4 separate regions of the Homo sapiens genome follow, and regions 1, 2 and 4 are each linked to region 3. A link is an interaction called in ENCODE POLR2A ChIA-PET data of the cell type or tissue named here. Cell type or tissue: PC-9. All regions are shown on one strand.

The links. ChIA-PET counts read pairs that join two places held together with the same protein. Peaks named below come from ENCODE experiments on the same cell type or tissue, not always from the same donor. Only the 100,000 strongest peaks of a DNase experiment are listed, where the experiment ranks them.
Region 1: POLR2A ChIA-PET joins it to region 3 with 5 read pairs; 7 of 35 experiments call an interaction of 5 or more read pairs at or near these places.
Region 2: POLR2A ChIA-PET joins it to region 3 with 5 read pairs; 3 of 35 experiments call an interaction of 5 or more read pairs at or near these places.
Region 4: POLR2A ChIA-PET joins it to region 3 with 6 read pairs; 4 of 35 experiments call an interaction of 5 or more read pairs at or near these places.

What each region holds. Positions count from the first base shown.
Region 1 is chr11:67,571,302-67,573,801 of GRCh38, forward strand. No RefSeq gene overlaps it. Among named protein-coding and RNA genes, the nearest start is that of GSTP1, 11 kb to the right of the region's middle. In PC-9, CTCF peaks have their summits at 1,579 (motif pointing right) and 1,780; a DNase peak (open chromatin) is centred at 1,560; H3K27ac peaks cover 322 bases.
Region 2 is chr11:66,847,866-66,850,365 of GRCh38, forward strand. PC (pyruvate carboxylase) reads right to left here. Exons shown (of 23, transcript NM_001040716.2): 19 at 2,355-2,500; 20 at 2,072-2,251; 21 at 1,746-1,994; 22 at 1,365-1,505; 23 at 555-1,282. The coding sequence ends at 1,034. Among named protein-coding and RNA genes, the nearest start is that of RCE1, 5.7 kb to the left of the region's middle. RefSeq lists an enhancer at 2,379-2,500. In PC-9, no CTCF peak of the experiment used is centred here; no DNase peak of the experiment used is centred here; H3K27ac peaks cover 428 bases.
Region 3 is chr11:67,344,843-67,347,342 of GRCh38, forward strand. The region is part of intron 2 of LOC100130987 (a long non-coding RNA gene); the gene reads left to right. Among named protein-coding and RNA genes, the nearest start is that of POLD4, 7.5 kb to the right of the region's middle. In PC-9, a CTCF peak has its summit at 1,169; DNase peaks (open chromatin) are centred at 619, 1,319 and 1,799; H3K4me3 peaks cover 450 bases; H3K27ac peaks cover 2,500 bases.
Region 4 is chr11:67,589,712-67,592,211 of GRCh38, forward strand. No RefSeq gene overlaps it. Among named protein-coding and RNA genes, the nearest start is that of GSTP1, 7.2 kb to the left of the region's middle. In PC-9, no CTCF peak of the experiment used is centred here; no DNase peak of the experiment used is centred here.

The sequences.
Region 1 (2,500 bases), 230 kb after region 3:
CTACCCTAGCCTCCCGAGTAGCTGGGACTACAGGCATGCACCATCACGCTTGGCTAATTTTTAAATTTTTTGTACAGTCTTTCTGTGTCACTCAGGCTGGTCTCAAACTCCTGACCTCAGGTGATCCTTTTGCCTTGTCCTTCCAAAGTGCTGGTAAGATAGGAGAACAGGGAATTAGGGTAACAAAGGGTTAAGGCATAAGCAAAAAACAGCAGGGGCAGCCAGTTCTAGGCAAGATTAGGCAGCACGCAGGCCACGTCCTCACTCCTGTGATAACAAGACAGGAGTCTCCACTTCTGCCTCCGATTGACCACAGGCAGGGTCTGCACTTCAGCCTCTGATTGGTCACGGGCCAATCGCTTACAGGGTGTAACCAATTGGAAGCCTCTGCAGGGCACCTATGGTGTTACCAAATTCTTTTGGCTTAATAAAAACCCTGAAGCATATTGTAATTGGGGCTGCTTGAGCCTGCTCCCACTCTGTGGAGCGTACTTTTGCTTTAATACATCTATGCTTTCATCTTCTGTTGCTTTGTGCATTTTGTTCAGTTCTTTGTTCAACACGCCAAGAACCTGGACAACTCACAGTCAAGACTTTCCATCTGGTAACACTGGGACCACAGTCACGAGCTACCGCACCCTGCTCTGGTAACTTTAGAGATCATACCACTGAACTAAGTAAAAACTTCCAGAACCCTAATAAAGAACTGATGCATTCATGAAGATTGTGAACACAACATCAAGCAGAACGAGAATTAATTACGTAGGACAGAACCGATAGGGGACTAAAATGATTTTTATGACTTTTGTTTGTTTGAAACGTTGCTGATTCTTTTTATATTTTGTTTTCTAGAAACAAGAAAACTTTTTCTTTTGAGCTATTTATAACTCACAGCCATTGGGCAAAGTATACTTTTGTGAGCAAAATTGAAATATTTACCTTTCTCTCTACCTGATTTCTCCAAAATTTGGACACTATTTGTGACGATTCTTATTTTATTGCAATACAGTTATTTGCATAAGTTCAGTAAGACTATGTTTTCTTTTGTAACTGGGCACACTGAAGACACTCGTAATTTTACCAAGGCTTTGACTGTACTGGCATATTTTCAGATACAGCCAGACTGTTTTGAGGAGTTGAGGCTGATTTTATAGAGCCAGTAAAAAGTCCCTTGGAGAGATTGGTCTGGTACCTGGTTTTTATGGTTCCCTTACAAGCTTCCTGACCTTGTGGTGTGGGCGGCAAGCCACCCACGTGCCGAGGCAAGAGACGGAAGGCATGAGCTCTTCCAGCATAATAAAGAAAATAATTAGAATAAGAATAGTTATACTAGAAATAGAATATAGACATGATTATATATGAATATTATCAATCATTAGTTTGTAGCATTACTCTTTATTATATTAATCTCTGTTCTATAATTATTACCTGTTCTATACTTATTACCTAAGGAAAACCAGGCCATACAGAATTAGGAGCTGAAGGGACACGGTGAGAAGTGACCAGAAGGCAAGAATGTGAGCCCTCTGTCAAGCCCGCACAAGGGCCACTAGAGGGCTCCTTGGTCTAGCAGTAACGCCAGTGCCTGGGAAGGCACCTGTTACTTAGCAGACTGGGAAAGGGAGTCTCCCTTTCCCCCAGGGAGTTAGAGAACACTCTGCTTCACCACCTCCTGTGGAAGGCCTGCCATCAGCCAGGCCTGCCCGCAGCCATCCGGAGGCCTAAATGTCTCCCTGTGATGCTGTGCTTCAGTGGTCACGATCCTGGTCCACTTTCATGTTCCGCTCTGTGCACCTGGCCCCGCCTTCTAGATAGCAGTAGCAGAATTAGTGAAAGTATTAAAGTCTTTGATCTTTCCGAGAAATGCATAGAAGAAATAATGACGTAAGCTGTCCCCTCTCTCTCTCCGCCTCGGCTACCAAACAGGGAATGGCCCCGTTCGGTGGACACATGACTCGCGTGACCTTACCCTTACATTGGACTTTACATTGGAGATGACTCACGCTCCTTACCCTGCCCTCTTGCCTTGTATACAATAATTATCAGCGCGGCCAGGCATTTGGGCCTTCGCGTCTTGGTGGTAGTGGTCCCCCAGGCCCAGCTGTCTTTTCTTCTATCTCCTTGTCTTGTGTCTTTATTTCTACAATCTCTCGTCTCCGCACACGAAGAGAAAAACCCATAGGCCCTGTAGGGCTGGACCCTACATTGTGGTAAGGAAAGAATGTCACTTTCTGACAAGCCCAGGAACCTCAAGATATTTGGGACCTTGAGAAGAGAGGAATTCACCCAATTCATACAGGTACTACAGGCACAGGCTGATCATGAATCCATGGGTTGGCTTCAAAGCCTGGGGAGGCTTTCAAAAGTCCAACCTGAGATTCTTCATGAAAAAGCTCCAGCAAAGCCAATTTAAAAGAGCCTGTATGGCCATTCACTATTCTCATTGCACTTTTTACAAATAATCAGGCCAAGTATAATACTAAAACTTATTTGGCAACAA
Region 2 (2,500 bases), 500 kb before region 3:
GGCAGTGGTGCAGGCAGGGTTACTGTCCCCACTGCAGGAAAGGGAACTGAGCAGGAGTCTGGAGGGGTGGTCATGGGGAGTGGCAGGGTTAGAACCTGAGACCCTGGACCCGGTGCTCCCCCTCACCTCCCACCAACATTCTCACATCCAGAGCACACACAAGACTCCCGGATCACCATTCCCGAGGGTCTTACCCACTGCCCACAAGGTGGTACCTGCTTGCATTTACCTGCTAACTGAGGTGGGACGCTGGCCTTGGGTTTTAGAAAATAAAGCAGCGGGGTTGGGAGGCGAGTCTGCCAACGGCCTGGGTTTCATCTCTCTCTCTTACTACTTGTGAAGTCCTGGACAAATTATTTAATCTTCCTGTGACTTGATTTCTGTGTCCATAAGAGGATGAAGGTTAATTCCCTGTGTTAATAGGTGTTAAATACTTAGAACAGGCCCCACCCCTCAAGCAAGTTCAGTACTACTAGTCCTGTTTGGGGAGTATACACAGTAGGCACCCAATAGTGACTTAAAACAGGGCCACGATGGTCATTCTCACTACCCTCTGAGGAGAACGACACAACTGACCTGCCCACCCATGGGGAGCTTGAAAGGCAGCCCCCCACTGCTGAGTGGTGCAGGCTGGGGGCTGCACAGGATCCAGCATGGAGGGCAGGGGAAAGCCAGCTTTATTGAGTAAACTTCCCAGGACCTGGGACATCTTAGATCTCCCCTTCCCCCAGGAGATAGGACCCCTAAACCTCCCCTGGGTCCTAGGACCACCTGACCCACCACTTGTAGTCTCCAGTGAGGAGGGGACCCTTATTTGGCAAGAGATGAACATGTAAGCAGCTGTCCGCCGGAGGAAAGGACGATGGCTGAAAGGAATGAACCACCGCAGGCGGTGTCTCTCCTGTCCAGCTGTGGACAGGACCTCCACGGCCCGGCCTTCCTGGCCTCGGGCACTGGCTGGCCTGGGCCTGCCGTGGCAGCACAGCTTCTGTTGAAGGCTTGGGGATGGCCAGGCTGCCGGTCTGGGGCAAGATCACTCGATCTCCAGGATGAGGTCGTCACCTTCCAGTGTCATGTCCTTGGTCACATGAACCTTGCGGACAGTACCCTCCATGGGTGAGGTCACCACAGTCTCCATCTTCATGGCACTGAGCACACACAGGGGCTGGCCCTTGGCCACCTTGGCCCCTGCCACCACTTTGATGTCTATCACCTTCCCAGGCATGGGCGCCCCGATCTGGCCCTTCACGTCCTTTAGGGCCTTGGGGTGGAAGTGCATCTCCTGAAGACACAGGGCAGAGGGGACATGACATCCTGGGCCCAGCCAAGCCCCACCGCCTGGCTGGCCCTGGGGGAGACAATACCTTCATGGCCTGGGTGTCCTTGACCAAGATGGACCGCAGCTGCCCATTGAGCTCAAAGAAGACCTGCCTCTGGCCGGCCCGGTTCAGGTCGCTCACGGCCAGGGCTTTGATGTGCAGCGTCTTGCCCCGCTCCAGCTCCACCTGCAGGGAGGGTGTGCAGACTCAGAGCTGGACGCCAAGGTGGGAGAGCAGTCCCCCGGCCCTGGCCATAGGAAGTCCCCACACTGGGCCTTGGCTCCTCGTTCCTAAAGGCCTAGCTCCCGGTCTCAAGGGTCCTTTCTGCTCCCAAAGCTTGCGAGGCTGGGTGACAGCCAAGCTAAACTCCAGAGCTCTGGGGCAGGGGGCCAGGGTGGAGTGTGGAGAAGCGCCAGAGCCACTGACCTCAAACTCCTCTGCGATCTTGGGTCCCTGCAGGAAGAGGCGAGTATTCAGGCTATCCAGGGGGCCAAAGGTGGCAGTGAAGTCCTTGAAGTGGGCAAACACATCGGGGTACATAGCTGCTGAGAGCACATCTTCCGGCGTCACCTCCTCCCCATGCCGGTCTACCAGCTCCTTCTCCAGTGCCTGCAGATCCAGGGGAGGGAGGGAGGCTCCAGGCCGCCCCTCCACCCTTGGCAGGTCCTTCAGTACCTGGGGAGCAAAGCAGAGGATCAGTCCCAAGTCCTGCATCCAGCCCCCACCCTCACACCATGCTGGGCCTTCCCTACCTTAGAGCGAAAGGGTTCGGGGAACCCCCCATGGGGGACACCGATGTAGCCCTGCAGGAACTCCACCACGGAGCGGGGAAAGGACAGCTCTTCCGCCTGAGCTTCGGCCTCTGCCCGGCTCAATCCATTCTGCACCATAAACTGGGCCAGGTCCCCCACGATCTTGGAGGAGGGCGTCACCTGAGGAGAAGGCCCTGGAGGTTAGGGTGCCAGGCACCTCAAGGAGGCCAGTGGCAGGTGCATGCAGGGCTGGGTCAGGTAAGGAGCACCGGGCCGGGCTCACCTTGATGAGATCGCCCAGCATCTGGTTGGCCTCCACATAGGCCTTCTTGACCTCCTTGAACTTGGAGCCAAGCCCCATGCTGTGGGCCTGGAAGTGCAGGTTGGTGTACTGGCCCCCTGGGATCTCATTTTCATACACGTCCGAGT
Region 3 (2,500 bases):
GGAGGCTGAGGCAAGAGAATCCCTTGAACCTGGGAGGCAGAGGTTGCTGTGAGCCAAGATTATGCCACTGCACTCCAGCCTGGGGGATAGAGCAAGAGTTTGTTTCAAAAAAAAAAGTAGATGTGAGTGAAGTGGGACGATTTGGTCAGCTTTTTTTTTTTTTTTTTTTTTTTTTTTACACAGGGTCTTGCTGTGTTGCTCAGGCTGGAGTGCTGTAGTGGGAATATGGCTCACTGCATTTCAACTTCATGGGCTCAAGTGATCCTCCTGCCTCAGCCCCACTATCTGGGGCCACAGGCGTGTGCCACACCGAGCTAATTTTTAGTTTTTTTTTGTTTTTTGTAGAGACAGGATACCCCTTTGTTGCCCAGGCTGGTCTCAAACTCCTGGGCTCAAGTGATCCTCTTTCCTCAGCCTCCCAAAGTGCTAGGATTACAGGGGTAAGCCACTATGACCAACCTCAGCCAGCTTTGAGCGCTTACTATGTAGCCAACCTTGTGTTAGGTATACACCAGCAGAGATAAAATATTCTCTAGCACTGAAAACAATGAAGCGTATTGTTGTGGCAATGTGACATGCTGTAATAAAACAGAAACAGGTTACCGTGGGAAGCAGAGGGGAAATCCTTAACTCTCTTCAGGGAAGGCTGCACAGAGTGAAAAACATCCTGCAGTCAAGGGCAGGGCCTGCAGGCATAGGAACCATTGGCGCCTCTAGGTGAGGTGAAGGGGCATCCACGAGGTCAGGATGGAGGCTCACATCCCAGAGGGAGCTCCTAGGAGATGCCTTTTCCTTCAAGAGACAAAGGACCAAAGTTGGGCTTAAGAAGGACTCAGATCTCAGATGCCAACACATGGTCTACCATCACTTGTTCACCTGGAGGGCACCCCTACTCGTCCTTACATACTCAGCTGAAGGTTGTCATAGGCCAGGCCCATGCCTGTCTTGCAGCATTGTTTGAAGTATACTTGCGCGTCTGTTTTCTGTCTCCCTACTACAGTGAGCTCTTGGGGCTTAGGGCCTGGGGTTCTAATCATTTGCATCTGCCATGACTAGCACAAAGTTATGGTTTTCTAGCTTAGGACTCAGGTGGATAGACTCAGGTGGATAAACTGCGTGGAAAACCAGGAATCATTTTGAGAATCTCTTGAGTCCCAGAGGTGGCAGTAACCCAAATTGGCCTCAAGCTGGCACTGTTGTAGTTTTCTTCTGTTTCTAGACCAGTTCAGAAACTTGCTTCTTTCCTGTGTTGACTTTAGTTTCTTGGTAAATTAGCTCCTTAAACCTTCAAGCTACTAGTGAGTTTGTCTGAGGGTGGATAAATGTTGCCACACCTGAGTCAATAAAGAATGAATCAGTGTGGCCTTCATAGAGGGGTGTGGTACTGGTAGTTACCATGACAGCCAAAGACACTCGAGAGAACTACAAAACGAGGATAGCGGGAAGTGGGAAATGGAGGAATGGAATTGAGGGCAAGTCCCCTCCATGCTTCCTGACAGTGTCTTCCTTGATGTCTCTGCAGCATCACACCGGTGACCTCTGGGACACTGCTCTGCCTTGGTTCTCCTGCCACTCTGAGCACTCTTCCCCTCTGGTTTGCTGGATCTTCTTCCACCATTTTCTAGAGAGAATTTTCCCAGGTGCCATGCTTGGTCTTCTCTTTGACTGTCTCTCTTGAATCTTTCATCTGTGCGCATAGGTCAGTTCTATGCAGGTGATTTCCTTGTCCCCTGGATACTGCCCCTCCCCTGACCTCTCTGCTGGACTTGAGCTCTGTTTCCATTTCCTACCAGATGTTTCCATTTGGTGTCCTGTCGTCATCTCAAACCAAGCATGTATAAAATTGAGCCTGTCTTCCCCCTCCCAGTTTCCATTTTTCTTCCCATGGCATCAGCATTCTCTCACCCACCCAAGCTCAAAACCTGAGTCATATTTGACACCTCCTCCCCATTCTTCCCTTACCAAATGCAAGTTTTGCCAACTTCTTTTGCAACATCTCTTATAGTTCTTTGTCCCTTTATTTTATTTATTTTTATTTTTTTTGAGATGGAGCTTCGCTCTTGTTACCCAGGCTGGAGTGCAGTGGCGCGATCTTGGTTACTGCATCACTGCAACCTCCGCCTCCCCGGTTCAAGTGATTCTCCTGCCTCAGCCTCCTGAGTAGCTGGAATTACAGGCATGCACCACCACGCCCAGCTAATTTTGTATTTTTAGTAGAGACAGGGTTTCTCCACGTTTGTCAGGCTGGTCTCGAACTCCCAACCTCAGGTGATCCACCCGCCTCGGCCTCCCAAAGTGCTGGGATTACAGGCATGAGCCACCGCTCCCAGCCAAATGCTAGTTTTTTATGATTTTATGTGGAAACCTCTGTGGTATATACTTCACAGCTCTGTGCACCTAGCCTGTGGCACACACATAATTCCCTCCTGCTTGCCTTTGTTCAGCTCATTCCCTTAGTCTAGAACACTATTCTCTGGCTGGGTGTGGCAGTTCACTCCTG
Region 4 (2,500 bases), 240 kb after region 3:
CATTGAAAAAAAAGAGGGGGGATCCCAAACACCCCAGAAATAATGGGTTGTATTTTTGGTTGGCAAGCAGAGGGTTCTAAGTTCTCCATCTTTCTCACTAGCCTCCTCTGAATCTGCTGACTTCTTTGCTTGGTTACCTTCCCACCTTGACGATGCAATGAAAAAAAACCCAGCTAGATAAGTTATACAAGTTAGGCTGTCAAATCAACCATGTCTGCTTCTTTACCCTTATGCCATAGTTAAAATCTTAAGCTCAGAGCAATAATAAAAGGTATCCCTGTCCGGCATAGAAAATGCTTTGTCTGCCCTATTTGTTAATGGGCTCCACCCTGACCTCAGTAATCTAGTTACACATATGTTGACAGGACCTGAGGAAGCTCAAAATTGGATGCAAGAGGCAGAATGGTATTGCTCTGAGGACAATATCCAAGGTCCACAAGCCCCTACTTGGTCCATATATAGGCCAGAAGAAACCCAAACTTTTGACCGGGTGCAGTGGCTCACGCCTGTAATCCCAGCACTTTGGGAGGCCGAGGAGGGTGGATCACGAGGTCAGGAGGTCAAGACCATCCTGGCTAACATGGTGAAACCCTGTCTCTACTAAAAATACAAAAAAATTAGCCGGGTGTGGTGGCAGGCACCTGTAGTCCCAGCTGCTTGGGAGGCTGAGGCAGGAGAATGGCGTGAACCTGGGAGGTGGAGCTTACAGTGAGCCGAGATTGCACCACTGCACTCCAGCCTGGGTGACAAAGCGAGACTCCGTCTCAAAAAAAAAATCGATGCCTGATAGCATTTTAATTTATCAGTTAGTCTGGAAACTACACGAGAAGAAAGAACAAAATACCCTTAAACAACTACCCCCGGCAGGGAGACTCATTTTCCTGTCTCTCCTGGCCTGATACGTTTTGCATAGCTCGCATTCTTCACACTGCTCTAAGCTACTTTTCTTTCTCATTTCCCTCTTTTGATAGATATTTTTCTCTTCTGAAAGCATTGATGATCGACATTTTTTTTATGCATATGATTTTTGTTCACTGTCACGTAAGATTCAGGAATCAATGTGTTAGATGCAAGTTTGTCCCATGTCACTGGGAAGGCTTATTCCCAGGCCATCTGTCCTACTTCAGAGAGAAAGAGGAGAGGTACCTATGGTTAAAGAATTTAGTGAAGGTGCCGGGCACGGTGGCTCACGCCTGTAATCCCAGCACTTTGGGAGGCCGAGGCGGGTGGATCACCTGAGGTCGGGAGTTCGAGACCAGCCTGGCCAACATGGTGAAACCCGTCTCTACTAAAAATACAAACATTACCCGGGCGTGGTGGTGCACGCTTATAATCCCAGCTACTCAGGAGGCTGAGGCAGGAGAATCGCTTGAACCTGGGAAGCAGAGGTTGCAGTGAGCCAAGATCGCACCATTGCACTCCAGCCTGGGCAACAAGAGCAAGACTTCATTTCAAAAAAAAAAAAAAAAAAAAAGAATTTAGTGAAGTCTCAAGGTCAAATTGATTAGAACCACAGAGGGACAAAGCAATGGGAACTCAGTCGAGCCATCCGCTTACAAAGGAGCCGTGACATGTGAGAGCATTTCTAAGCATCTAGCTATCATGATTTTATTTTTTGTTGTTGACTTAAGACATCTAGAAATGCAAAGCATAATCAATTTAAGAATAAAAACTACTGGCCGGGCACAGTTGCTCACACCTGTAATCCCAGCACTTTGGGAGGCTGAGGTGGGAGGCTGAGTTGGGCAGATCACTTGAGGTTAGGAGTTCGAGACCAGCCTGGCCAACATGGTGAAACCTGTCTCTACTAAAAACACAAAAATTAGCCAGGTGTGGTGGCAGACACCTGTAATCCCAGCTACTCAGGAGGCCGAGGCAGGAGATTCGCTTGAACCCTGGAGGCGGAGCTTGCAGTGAGCTGAGATGGCGCCACTGCACTCCAGCCTAGGCGACAAGAGTGAAACTGTATCAAAAAAAAAATATGATGCAAATAAAGACAGTTATTAACAAAACAAGTTGAAATCCAGATCTGAAAAGTGTTCTTATTTGTGAAGGTAACAAATCAAATAGATCATGTAATGGGGTTGGCTTTTTGACAGCTTGCAGCCATTTAGCCTTTTGAGTGATCCTTCCAAACCGAGTTTCCACTTCTCATCCAGGTTTGAAGAACAAGGTGACTGGTTGTGGTCAGCTTCGGTGGGAGATCTCTGGTGATGAAAGATGTCCACTCAGGTGGGCTGCCTTTTTAAAGTGAAAAAAAAAATGAGAATCCATGAGTCAATGCCCCTGATGTTAGCTGCACAAAGACTGGTTAACAGTACGTGACATGATCCCTTCCAACATGGTTGGAGGGAGTATTTTATTTGATGATGTTTCCAATAAACAAAATCTCCAGGTTGGAAGCTGTGATCTTTGATGTCTGTCTCCAGGGAGATTGCTTTTTAAAAGAATTCTTCATTAATTAAATTTTTTTTTAATTGAGAAGCTTTATAAAGGCCCT